Regions from separate parts of the Mus musculus genome. Here regions 2 and 3 are each linked to region 1. Evidence: chromatin contacts called from ENCODE Hi-C or POLR2A ChIA-PET data. All regions are on one chromosome and are shown on one strand. Each heading gives the region's core, a stretch centred on a gene start or an enhancer-like site at or near the end of the contact. The rest is flanking DNA. Distances are from core to core; before and after follow the strand shown.

The links. Hi-C counts contacts between places; a loop is a spot of excess contacts on that map. ChIA-PET counts read pairs that join two places held with the same protein, here RNA polymerase II (POLR2A).
Region 2: a map of heart shows a loop between it and region 1 (2.2-fold over the local background). The contact joins the promoter of Sox4 here to the enhancer-like site in region 1. A Hi-C loop is called at or near these places in 1 of 37 maps with a recorded cell type or tissue (heart). POLR2A ChIA-PET finds 5 or more read pairs at or near these places in 2 of 5 experiments (Patski and embryonic stem cell).
Region 3: a map of heart shows a loop between it and region 1 (2.0-fold over the local background). The contact joins two enhancer-like sites. A Hi-C loop is called at or near these places in 1 of 37 maps with a recorded cell type or tissue (heart). POLR2A ChIA-PET finds 5 or more read pairs at or near these places in 1 of 5 experiments (Patski).

The regions. Positions count from the first base shown.
Region 1 is chr13:28,840,638-28,844,836 of GRCm38, forward strand. The region is part of intron 2 of 2610307P16Rik (RIKEN cDNA 2610307P16 gene); the gene reads right to left. Among named protein-coding and RNA genes, the nearest start is that of 2610307P16Rik, 43 kb to the right of the region's middle. Within about 2 kb of position 2,319, at least 1 of the 3 ENCODE cell types and tissues checked has a DNase peak (open chromatin) inside an H3K27ac peak, as active enhancers do; it is heart, where a contact is called at or near this core.
Region 2 is chr13:28,951,478-28,955,676 of GRCm38, forward strand. Sox4 (SRY (sex determining region Y)-box 4) reads right to left here and starts at 2,222. Exons shown (of 1, transcript NM_009238.3): 1 at 1-2,222. The coding sequence starts at 1,544. The coding sequence ends at 222. All of the region lies in intron 1 of Gm46405 (a long non-coding RNA gene), which reads right to left.
Region 3 is chr13:28,755,616-28,759,814 of GRCm38, forward strand. All of the region lies in intron 3 of 2610307P16Rik (RIKEN cDNA 2610307P16 gene), which reads right to left. Among named protein-coding and RNA genes, the nearest start is that of Mir6368, 47 kb to the left of the region's middle. Within about 2 kb of position 2,321, at least 3 of the 3 ENCODE cell types and tissues checked have a DNase peak (open chromatin) inside an H3K27ac peak, as active enhancers do; they include heart, where a contact is called at or near this core.

The DNA of each region.
Region 1 (4,199 bases), core at 1,069-3,568:
GATTCATCCCACATGAAGCCTTCCCTTCCCTTTTCTCTCCATTTATTTATTTATTCATTCGTTTTATTATTATTAATAATTATTATTATTTATTCTTAGGCAGGTTCTCACTGTGTAGCTCCAACTGGGCTGGAACTCACAGAAATCTGCTGCCTCTGCCTTTGGAGTGCTGAGAACAAAGGCCTGCACCACCATGCCCAGATGACTGCTCTCTTTCTTCAGGCTCTACCCGGGAAGAATAGGAGTTTTGGTTTTAGAGACAGACAGATAGCTGCGGAGACACAAGATCTTTTCTCCCTACACCTGCAGCTATGTGTACATCTATCTGTTCACCTTCTTAACCCATTTTAATTCAGGTTATTATTCGGGTTGTATTGGTTTGAGGTAGTTTACTATTGACTTGTGTCAGCTCCTAGACTCTTGGGTAGATTAACATCTCTCCTCATATATATGAATTACAGATATGAAACTCCAATTTTCATAGCTCAGGTCCTTCCCTGTGTTTTCTAGGCTATACAGAAAGTTCTCAGTTTGATGTCACAAATCATCAAGGAAATGCAAATGTTCCTATCAACCGCAGTGGAGCTCACACACCTGTTAGGATGGCTGTCACTTTTTAAAAATTCCTTTAAGACAAGCTTCATGGAGAAAATGAAAAGCCTCTTTGGTGAGGCTGCAAAATGGTGGAAAAAGAAAAGTCTAGAAAAACTAGAGCTAAAACTACCATGGAATCTGACAGTCCAACTCTTGGATTCAAAAGCACTGAAATCGGAATCCCTCAAAGGCATTAATAGCTACTCCCCAGATTACTGCAGCCCCATTCAAAATAGCCAAGATGGTCAAGGCATCAACACGTTTATCAGCAGGTAAGTGGACAAAGAAAATGTGCTGTGTGTGTGAAAGAGAGGGGGGAGGGGAGGGAGAGGTTGGGGGGGAGAGAGAGAGCATGCACACATGCATACACAAACACAAAACAGAATTATTATTCAACCTTTAAGAAGAGGGGAGTTCTAAAAAACTCCAACCACATAAGCAAACCTGGTAGATACTACACTAAGAGAAATAAACCAGTAGAGAGGTGTAGGGCCAGCTAACTTCATTGTGTAAGGTATGTAAGTAGTCAAAGACCTGGGATCAAAGTGGGATGCTGGCACAGAGGTAGGAGGAAGAAATAGGACTTAGCAACCAACAGGGATCAAGATTCAGTTAACCAGATGAAAGTGACCTGCAGGCTGCTCTACAGTACTGGTCTACAGCTAATTGTGCCTACTGCTAGCAAGATGGTATTGTCCACTCAGAATTTAAGAAGGCTTTTGGGGTGGGGGTGGGGGGTTGTTGTTGTTTTGTTTTATAACTAAAAAGGAGTCCTGTAGAGCAGTAGAAATAGAAAATATTTTCTTGTCAAGTGTTGTGTGACAGTGATTCTTGCTGTGTGTGTATGTGTGCGCACATACACACATTTTGTGAATCAAATACAAAAATTATCATATGTGAAGTTATTTGTGCCTATATACTACTACTTCAGAAAAATTATTTGTGCCTATGAACTGCTACTTCAGAAAAATGTAATACATCTTGAAACAGGGTTTCTCTGTGTCCTAGGCCAGCTAGAACTCTGTGTATCCCTGGCTGTCTTAGAACTGACTCTGTAAGTGACCAGGCTGTCTTTAAACTCCCAGAGATCCATCAGCCTCCCTCCACCTCCCCAGTGCTGGGATTAAAGGCGTCGGACACCATCATGCAGCTTAAAATCTTGAATTCTCAAAAATAAGATATTTAAGAGGTGTGACTACTGAAAAGTGCTTCATTTGTTTACACTGATTTAAAGAAACTTTAGATTTAGCTTTCCAAAAATAAAGGTTAATTCATGAGTACAAATAAAAAAATGAATGATTTTGTTTTTGTTTTTCGAGACAGGGTTTCTCTGTGTAGTCCTGGCTGTCCTGGAACTCACTCTGTAGACAAGGTTGGCCTGGAACTCAGAGATCAGCCTGCCTCTGCCTCCCAAGTGCTGGGAATAAAGGCATTCGCAAACAATGCCCAGCCCAAAATGACTGATTCTTAAATCAAAAAAAAAAAAAAAAAGTGTTAGTTTCACCCCCCACCCCCACCCCAACCCCGAGAGGGCCCTGTGTAAAAAGAGACCACTTTATTTACATTAGTTTCTTTCATTGTAGTGACCAAATTTCTGACAAGAGCAGTTTAAGGAGAGGCTCCTTCGGCTCATGGTTTGAGAAATACAGTCTCTATCAGGACTGGAAGGCATGGCAGTCAGCCTCCAAGGTGACAGGGACATATAGCTGGGACTCCTCGAATCTACACAGAAAAGGAAGCAAAGAGCTGACCAGAAACAGGCTGAGCTCTGAAGTCTCAAGGCCAGACCCCAGTGACTCACTTCCTCTCACAAGGAACTGTGGCCTAAAATTTCCCCAACATCCCAAAACAGGACACCAGCTGGGAGGGAGCAAGGTCTCAAAGCTGTGCACCTCTGTGGGGAGCTTTGCCAGTTATGTAGCAAAGGCAGTGGGCAGCAGTAGCGGAAGGGGGTGGGGGGAGACATCAGTTTAAAAAAAATCTTTACAAGTCTGTTCTTCTCCTCTTCCCTTATCTGGCATGCCATTGTCAACAGCATCTGAAACTGATAGGCACTAAACAGAGACAACTTGTTTTGGATCAGAGAACATCTGTTAGATTTCAAGTGGCCTTGGGCAGGTTCTCCATACCCTCAAAGGCAGAGTTGTACATTAGCAAACTCCTTCTCGGTTATTATATGTTTCTAAAAGTAGTAATGAATTGGGCATACAAAGTGCCTGGACAGATGGGGGGAAAAAACAAAAACAAAACCCAGCAACAGGAAACTCCTCACAGATCTATTCCTCACCCCGAGCTCGTCCCTTTGAGATTAAGTCAACACTGAGTATACCTGAAAGGAGGAAGGGGCTGCCTTCCTCCTAATGACAGGCGCCACACCCAGGAGACAGTCTCATGCACACAGCTGGCCTTGCTCTACCTCTGCTGAACTGTAAATGAGTGTTTCCCACAAGTCCCCTCTCCCATCTTTCCACACTGTCAGTAATGTAGCCAGGTGTTCATTGGTGGCCAAGGTCGTCTCCACTAGAGCAAGTGAAGAACTGGGGCAAAGTGGGAAGCGGGTGAGCTGACTGGTCATCATGAAGCAATGCTTCCTGGGATACCTCTACATTCGGATTCCTTTTGGATGCCCTTTGGAGGGGAAGGGGAGGGGGAAGGAGAGGGAGAGAGGGGAGAGGGGAGAGACTGTCTGATTGTCAATCTGTCTGTCTATCTGTCAGGGAAGAGAGACGAAGCTGATGCCAAAGTCAACACAGGCAAATTTAGTGTGCAAAATTATAGGCTATATTTTTAAAATACAGGAAAAGACGTATGATGCCAATGGGTGGTTTCAGCCCCAGAGAGAGTGGGAGTGGTGAGTCCCAGACGAACTTTTCTATCTTTGTCTAACTTAGACATGGACAGTGATGACCTCTGGGTCCCCTGCTAGACTTCCTCATTTCCAGCAGTTCCCAGAGTCACTTGGAGAACGCCTTTAACTACAAAACTACAAAAGTAAATACAACTGAAAACAGACTCTGGGCATTTTCTGGTGGAAAAAAAAATCTGTCTGGAGGGCTGGAGAGATGGCTCCATGGTTAAGAGCACTGACTGCTCTTCCAGAGGTCCTGAGTTCGATTCCCAGCAACCACATGGTGGCTCATAACCGTCTGTAATGGGATCCGATGCCCTATTCCGGTGTGTGTGGAGACAGCTACATAAACATAAAATAAATAAATAATTCTTAAAAAAAAAAATCTGTCTGGAAGGTGACTATCCCCTCCTTGGGGAAGTTCTCCAGAGAGTGCAGAAAAACAGTAAGACTCCAAATGTACCCCCCCCCCCCCGAATCTTCCACTGAGGAGTCATGTGACAATTAGGCGCTCATGGCCTACTATGGGTCAGACTGCTAGAAAATGGGACTCTGGAATACACAAAACTGACATCTGTCATGCTCACCCTTTCACCTCTGCCCTACTCCCAACAAAGTGGCTTTTTCCCTTCAATGGGCCCTCCATCACTCACAAATCTGGCTTTTGCAAATTGGTCTGTGGAATGTGTGGTTTGCCCAAGGACAAAAGACTCCTTTCAGTTCCCTGAAATCAAGTCTGGAATTCTGAGGAGAAGCT
Region 2 (4,199 bases), core at 972-3,471, 110 kb after region 1:
GTGTTCCAGGCCAGCTCTATGCACTTTTTCTTCCTTTTCTTTTCCCCTTTCTCCTTCTACTCTCCATCTATTCTTTTTAACTCATTTTTTTTCTGTTTCTTTCTTTCTTCTTCTTTTTAACATTTTTTTGTTTGTTTTTTTGTTTGTTTGTTTTTTGTTTTCTTTTTTCCCTCTCTCCTCTCCTGCCTCTTGGCCCACCTTCTCCCCGGCCCGCGCTCCCTTCAGTAGGTGAAGACCAGGTTAGAGATGCTGGACTCCAGCCAATCTCCCGAGATCATCTCGCTCACCTCGGGCGTGCAATAGTCCGGGAATTCGAAGTGGGAGCCTGAGCCGGGTTCGAAGTTAAAATCCAGGTCCCGATCGAGCGCCGATGAGGAGCTGAAACTGCCCAGGGACATGCTCTCAAAGTTTGAGCTGGGGTTCAGGTCGAGCAGGTCGTCTTCGAACTCGTCGTCGGACGACGAAGAGCCCGAGGAGGAGGAAGAGGACGAGGAGAGCGAGGAGGACGCGTGCGAGGGCGCGCTGGACGGGGCGGGCGAGGCTGCGCGTAGGCTGGCGTAGCCGCGGTGGTCAGCGGGCGATCGGCTGGCGGCTGGCGATGATGCTGCGCTGCTGCGGCCGCTCAGACTCCGGCCATCGGGCGAGCATCCCGGGCCTCCATCTTCGTACAACCCCAGTGGATCACTGGGGTCGGCGCTCGCTCCCAGGCCCCCGACGGGAGACGCCGAAGCGCCCAGGCTTCCAAACAGGTAGACGCGCTTCACTTTCTTGTCGGCAGGGTGTTTGGCTGGGGTGGCCAGCGCACTGGACGGCGAGGAGGAGGCGGCCGGAGTGGCCGCACTGGGAGTCCGCACCTTGTAGACGGCCGTGGGCTCCCCCAGGGGCAGCAGGGCAGCTTGCTCTGGAGAGAACGATGCAGCCGCCTTGCTGCCGCCCGCCGGGACCAGCTTAGCGTGGGGCTTGCCGACCGAGCTGCCCGCCACCTTGGGGCCACAGCTCTTCTTGGGCGCGGGCTTGGAGCTGCCGCCCGCGCCACCCCCCGCGTGGCTGCTTCCCGCGTGGCCGCTGCTGCCCGCGACCTTGTCGCCCTTCTCCCCTGGCTTGGCTGTGGCCGCCGATCCCGCGCCCGCGTTGCCCGACTTCACCTTCTTTCGCGGCCGGTACTTGTAGTCAGGGTAGTCAGCCATGTGCTTGAGGCGCAGCCGCTCCGCCTCCTGGATGAACGGAATCTTGTCGCTGTCCTTGAGCAGCTTCCAGCGTTTGCCTAGCCGCTTGGAGATCTCGGCGTTGTGCATGTCGGGCGACTGCTCCATGATCTTGCGCCGCTCGATCTGCGACCACACCATAAAGGCGTTCATGGGCCGCTTGATGTGGCCACTGGGCGTCTTGCACCAGCTGGGGTCGTCCGCCTTGCCGCCCGTCGACGCGGTGGAGCCAGGCGTCGGGGAGGACGCGATGCCCAGCTCCAGGCCGGCGCCCGAGTCCGAGCTCTCCCCGGCCAGCAGAGCCTCAGTGTTCTCCGCGTTGTTGGTCTGTTGTACCATGGCCCCGGCTTGCCGGGCGCCCACGCGCGCTCACACGCTCGCGGCGCGGTCGCCGGGCCCTGCGGGCTCCCCGGGGCGGAGACCAGGGTCCCCTGAGCGGCGCGCGGGCCAGGGGCGGCCGCCTCCCGCCGCCAACCTAGAGTCCCCGAGGCCCTCCGTCCTCCCTCACCGCTGAAGTGCTCCCTGCGGGCACCGAGGCTGGAGTCGGCCGCGGCGAGGAGTTTCTCCAAACGTTGGTAGCCGGAGTATCTTCCAAACGCAAGTTTCTCGCCGCCTCCGGGGCAAGTCTTTCCCCCACCCCTTTCCCTGAAGCAGTCGATTGCAGTTCACGAGAGCTCGCGGTAGCTCAGGAAAGCGACATCGTCTCTAGCGCCTAAGTCCCTTTCCTGCAGTGCAAAGCCAAAGCGACTCTGGCTCCGGGACTCTCTGTGGGCGGAATCGGCGCTGAGGAGTTGGTGCAATTATTTTGTTGCAAGGTAGGAAGCCAAGAAGCTTGCATGCAACAGACCGGCATGAATAAATGTATGTTTCTCCCTCCCTCCTGCAAGAAGGGGAGCTGGTTACCGGCAGAGTTCCCCCACTGCAGACTCTCTAAGAAACAGCGTGCAAGAACTGGAAACCGGGAGGGAGACGGCCCTCTTCCCCTCACTCTGTTTCTCTGGCTGCAGCTTAGAGCAGACCCCAATTCCGCCTCGCGCTTCTTTATCCTTTCTCAGACAGCCAATCAGCCGCTGTAACTAACGCTTCCTCGTGCCAAGCCCCTCCCCCGTCCTTCCCATTGGCTTGGAACCCGATGCAATAATAATCTCCGCGTGCAATGAGAAGCTCCAAATCTGACCTCATTCCAATTTACAGAGCAAACTTTTTAAAAGGGCTAGAAGTACAGCTGAGATTTCTGCTGCCTCTTTCCCCCCCACCTCCGCCTTTTGCTGGGTGCGCGCGCGTTTGCCTCTGTGTGTGTGTGTGTGTGTGTGCGCGCGCGCGCGCGCGCACGCACGCGCATGTGTGAAGAGGATGTTAATGCATGAAGTTATTAAGGGGAGAGACGGAAATGTATTCTAGCCATTATGTTAGATAACAAGGGGCTTGGAGGGGGGGTAAGGGTGAAATACTGTAAATGGAAGCTTTCTGCTTAAAAGCCGAGTGATTATTTTTATTAGTTCTTTTCAGCCCAGGAATAAAGAATCAGCCTTTGGTGCAAAATCTCTTTTCTTAGCCCCTTCTTAGAGCTAGAGATGTAAGTGGGGGGAGCCACAATAATAAATCAATGGATATTGAAAACCATTAAGAAAGTGGTACCTAGACACCTGTCATCACAATTATTTTAACAACTCTGGGTACAGAACAAACGTTGGTGTATTGTGTAAATCCCTTCAGGATGCTATCTGTGCTGTTTGTGAAAGGCAGGGTTTTTTTTTTTTTTTTCTTTCTCCCCTTTTCAGTAATTACTTACTCTTTTTGCCAAACAGAGGTTAACTAGTTATTTAATGATTTCACTTCCCCTATAAATCCTGGGTAGGCCAAACAAGATTTTCTGTGGAACGCTAAGGCAGTGGCCCATAATTACCTCAATAAGAGACTTTGTGTGATTTCTGTATAGGGCGATCATGGTGAATACAGGATGGGATTGACTTCACTTTCTAAATGTTTGTTTTCCACAATATCCAAAGGATAGATGGGTTCGCTATGTGCTCTCCTTCCCCCTCTCTTTCTTACCCATTGTCTCCCGTGTGTCTGTGCTACTTGAAGCAATTGGGCCTAAAAGACCAAGAAGAGAAAGGGGTGGCACAGGGGAGTGGGCTGCTGGACCTATCTCAAGTCCCTCTCCTGATCTTTCTTTCTGGGTCTCATTGTCCTCCTCTTCTGTGCTTTGGGAACCTTGTGAGCTTTATAGAGGGCTTGTGTTAGTGCCCGGTGAGTGTGTGATTATAAACCACGGATGTGTGTCCTGAGCCCTCTGGATTCTAACACACATTCCGAGTTCTCCCTAATGCAAATGCCACTTCTAGTAAGAGCAGCACGATGTTCGAGAGACTAAGGTGGGAGGTGGTCACCGGTGGTGAAACGTAATCGAAAGCCCCTTTGGTGGTCCCCGTTTGTTATCTCAGTACTTGGGAGGTGCCTTCAGGAAGATCAGGAGTTCAAGATCATCCGCTGATGCTTAAGAATTCCAGGACAAGCTGGGCGGTGGTGGCGCACGCCTGTAGTCCCAGCACTTGGGAGGCAGAGGCAGGCGGATTTCTGAGTTCGAGGCCAGCCTGGTCTACAAAGTGAGTTCCAGGACAGCCAGGGCTACACAGAGAAACCCTGTCTCGAAAAACCAAGGGAAAAAAAAAAAAAAAAAGAATTCCAGGACAGCTCCAGCTACCCAAGTCCTTGTCTCAAAGAGCGAACACATGCAGATAATACTTAGAATATAGAACAACTTAGTTACACAAACCACCCTTTTCCCAAGATCTGAGCATTGGGACTCTAGTGAAAACTCACCTTTAATACGATGATAAACTGATTTCCCTCAGGCTAGTAACAGAGGAGGCCAACTTAGAGCCAGCTCTTGATTGAGAGCACAGTAGTGCTGGGTGGTATATTTCCATTTACCTTGTCACACATTCAGAGTATTTAGGCTGGAAGGAGGCCGAGGGTGTCAAGAATTAG
Region 3 (4,199 bases), core at 1,071-3,570, 85 kb before region 1:
ACATAGAGATTTCATGTGTGCATCAATAAATTAGAAACAAGTTTGCTCTACCTTGTTTCAATGCCTTTGGGTTGTTTGTTTGTTTGTTTTTTGAGAGTCTTATCTAGCCTGTGCTGTCCTCAAAGTCTGTATAATGTAGCTAAGGCTGCCCTTCGACTTCTGATCTTGGTGCCTCTACTGTGAAAGTGTTGGGATGACAGGAACGTGCCACGATACTGGGCCAAAGTGTATCTTTTAAGGTACCCACAAAATGCAGTGCACACACTGTGAAATTAATCACTGAAGTGACAGCTCTGGTCTGGAGAGAGAGAACTCAGCTGGTTAAGTGCTTTCTATGCAAACATGAAGACCTGAGTTCTATCCCAACTCACAAGAACAAAGCCAGGCATGGTGACAGGCCTCTGGAATTCTAGTGGCCAGGAAAAGGAGACAGGAGGATCCCTAGAGCTGGCTCTCCAGCTAATCTTGCTGAAGCAATGAGCTCCAGTTCACTGTCCCATGTTCAGTGGAACCACTACCTCAAAAATAAAGTGGAGGGGACTGCAGAGTAAAGAGACTGCCCTGGGGCTAAGAGCACGCAATGTGCCTGCAGAGACTGAGTTTTGTTCCCAGCACCTATGTCTGGTAGTTCATAAGTGCCTAACGACCACTCCAGGGAATCTGACATCTCTGGCCTCTGTGAGCACTGCACTTAAGAATACAAACTCATGCTCATGCATACACATCTATACATAATATAAAATAAATAAAAATGAATATTAAATCTAAAAAGTAATAATAATTAAAGAAGACACCAATAATAACCAGTCTCTGGCCTGTATGTACACTCGCATACACATGACCCCATACACATGCATACACACCATATACCACACACACAAAACAATAACAATAATAAGTAACCTCTATTACTAATAAGTAATGTAGACCAGAGTTGGAAGAGCCTGTGTTTAGCATACACAAGGCCCTGGGTTCTCCAAAAACAAAAACAAATAAATGTTATTAATTGGCCTTTTAAGTTCTACCATCCCAGGGCCCCAGACTCTGTGTCATGCTTTCATGCAAGAGCGTGAGAGTTACTTTGCTTCCTACAATACAGCTGAGGATGCTTTCTCGAGTTGTTCAAGCAAATACAAGCCACACATGGGGTATTAACAGAAAGAAAATATTGAAGGGGGATAACAGAACTGGTTAACCATGCCCTAAGGCCTCTACCACTAGTGAATTTTAGAGACATCTTAACTCACTACTCATAAATGTCCCTGAAAAAAAAAATATTCTCTCACGTTAAGTGGAGGAAGAGACACAGGTCAGGTTTAATAGAAGGCCAAGGGAAAGGGTCAACGCAAGAGCAAGAGTTCACAGTAAAGCCAGAGCAGAGGGGGGCCAGGCACAGCCTTTCGGATCTCAGACAAGACAGGGGAAGCCCTTCCCTCTGCAGCCTTCTCCTTTGCATCCGCCCTCACCTTCAGGTCTGAAGTAAACCTGAGCCAGGAGCCTCCTGGTGCAAGCAACCCTCTCAGAACTTAACAGTCTCAGGTTTTAAGCAACTCTTAGAGCCTCAAGGTCAGCTAGGGTACACACACACACACACACACACACACAAAGAGGAAAATAGGTCGGGAAACAAGAAAAAAGGAAACAAGTCACTTGGCAAACCAACCTCCACGGAGAATTAGCTTCTGAAAATCTTCTGAGCAAACAATTCACACCATAAAACAGCTGCTGCTTGCCATCTGCGGGTCCTAATCAACACACGCACATACACACACACACACACACACACACACACACACACACACACACATATATACTTCTGCCCAGTGGTACCCTGGCTCCTAGCTATTTCCTGTCCCCTTCAACCTCCTAAGCAATTCTTGGTCAAAAAAACGAAGTCACAAACTTACAGGCACTGACAGTGTTTTCCTAGGGTAGATTCTGTCCAAGACGTTATGACAGTAACAGAAAAAGAGCAAGCAGGCCTTCAAGTCCTGACGTCTGCTCACCACTTTCAAAAACTGGCTCCTGACCTTATTCTCACTTGGGTCCTTCAGGTCCAGTCGGTGAACTCTGGACCTTTACTGGACCAGATCAAATCATTTCTAGAACCACTGTACCACATTTTATTTAGTCTTTCTGTTCCTCTCCCCCAGCCTCAAACGAATGACTCTGTGCCAAAAAAAAAAAAGCGGGAGGGGGGAGAGAAAGAAAAAGTTGCTGTTTGAGAGAGTATCAGCATGCTTGATTCATGCCAAAGTTTACAGCATAGTTCTATCCTGAGCCACAGCGAGGATGGGCCGTTGTGGGGGAGGGAAATGGAGCCAGGCAGCTGTTTTTTCAATAAACTCTAGCAGAATCCCGCCCACTTCCTGCACTGGCTTCAGGGACCCCAGCAGAGAGGAGGAGGAGGCAGCCAGCGAGATCTTCCTCCTCCAAGACTCAGGCTACTGCCTCCCTGGCTCGGACCCTCCTGATCCACCCCTGAACCTCAGGAGGGCAGCCAGAGGGTTTGTCCCAGCTCCTTTGGATGTTTATTTCTGGTCTCCAACTCCCAGGAGAGTTTCACCTCCTCTCTCCCTAATCTTAGCCCTCCCCACGCTCCACCCTCCCCCGCCCGTGTATCCTAGCTCTGAGGCACACCAGGCATGACTGCAAAAGCAGGGAAGGGAAGGGAGTGCGTTTCTCATCCCACACCTTCCAAGAATATGCTGGCCTTCCCTCTCTGCAGCTGTGGTCATCAGTCCCTCGGCTCCTCAAGCCAGCCTTTCCTCAGGCAAAGCCTCTGAGTTCAGTTTCTTTTCTGGAGTGGGAAGGGAGGGCAGGAACATGAGAAGGCACGGAAAAGCTGCTGCGCCCACCAAGACCAAGCAAGCGGCTCAGTCAGCCCTAAAGCTTTAATTTGTTAACTTAGAAACCCCTGGGGCATTGCAATCAAAGGAGGGCTCCACCCAGCAACACCTCTGATTACTTTTTTCCCTTCTAGTGGGCAAGTAAAGAAGAGGGGAAATTAGGACAACCGTGTGCAAAACAGAACTACTCCATAACACGGACTTGGCTCTCACAAGGTCCAGATTACGGACTCAACACCTCCATGCCTGTCCAAATGGAAAGAGAAAATACTCAGGGTGCAACCTAGATCCAGCTGCCCAGACAGCCTGCCAACCAGAGCATCAGTAAACCCCAAATTGCTGCTCAGGCCCCAGATGGCTTTTTCATTCCTTCTTTCTTTTTAAAGTTCTTTAGGGTTTTCTAGTTCATACTGGTAAACTGACTCTTTCATATCCTGGTTTTAATATGCGCGAATCAATAAGCAACAAACCCTTGGTGTGAAAGGGTCTGGTATAAGCATAGAAGTTTATACACAGTGACTGTGCAAGAAAATCAATCTTTCTTTTAAAAAGTCTCAGATCTTTCATAAATGACTCAACAGTAACCAAAGAATGAAAATGATTATGTCATAGTTCTGTTAATGATTGAAATATAAATTAAAAAAAAAAATCAGGCTCGAGGAGATGGCTCCGTCCATAAAGTCCTTACTGAGCAAGGGCAAATATGATGTCCTCAGTCTGATCTCCAACACCCACATGAAAGACAGGCACAGCTGTGTGCTCCAGAAATCCAAGAGCTGGGGAAAGGAAGGTGGGAGGGCCCCAGGGCTCCCTAGCCAGCTAGCCTGGCTCAACTGGTGAGTTTGGGCTCCCAAGAAAAATCCTGTCTCAAAAAAGAAAAGGTGGGAAGCAACTAACAAAAACATTACTTTGACCTTTGACCCCAGGCACATGAATATAATCACCTACTCCCCGCCTCTCCCTCCCCCTCCCCTCTCTTCCCCCCCTCACCACACACACACACACACACTACATGAGTTGGCACATAACCAACCCTAGGTCACCCTGTATTTCCAAATAGAGAAATAGAGATCTCATATAGCCTAACTCACTGACTTCCATTTAAGTCAAACAAAAAAGGCTGAACTGTTTCAAAAGGCATGAAACACCAAAAGATAGGCAGTCTTTTATGATTTGGCCTAATATATCAATCACAATTGTTGGCATCAAAAATGGTATTTCTCAAAAAATATAGTCTCAAATAGATGATGCATACCCTTGCTACATACAACTCAGGTCCCACTGCACCCCCACCCCCACCGTGTATAACACTCAGAAACACTGTCTTTTCTCAAGCTAAAAGAAGTTAAG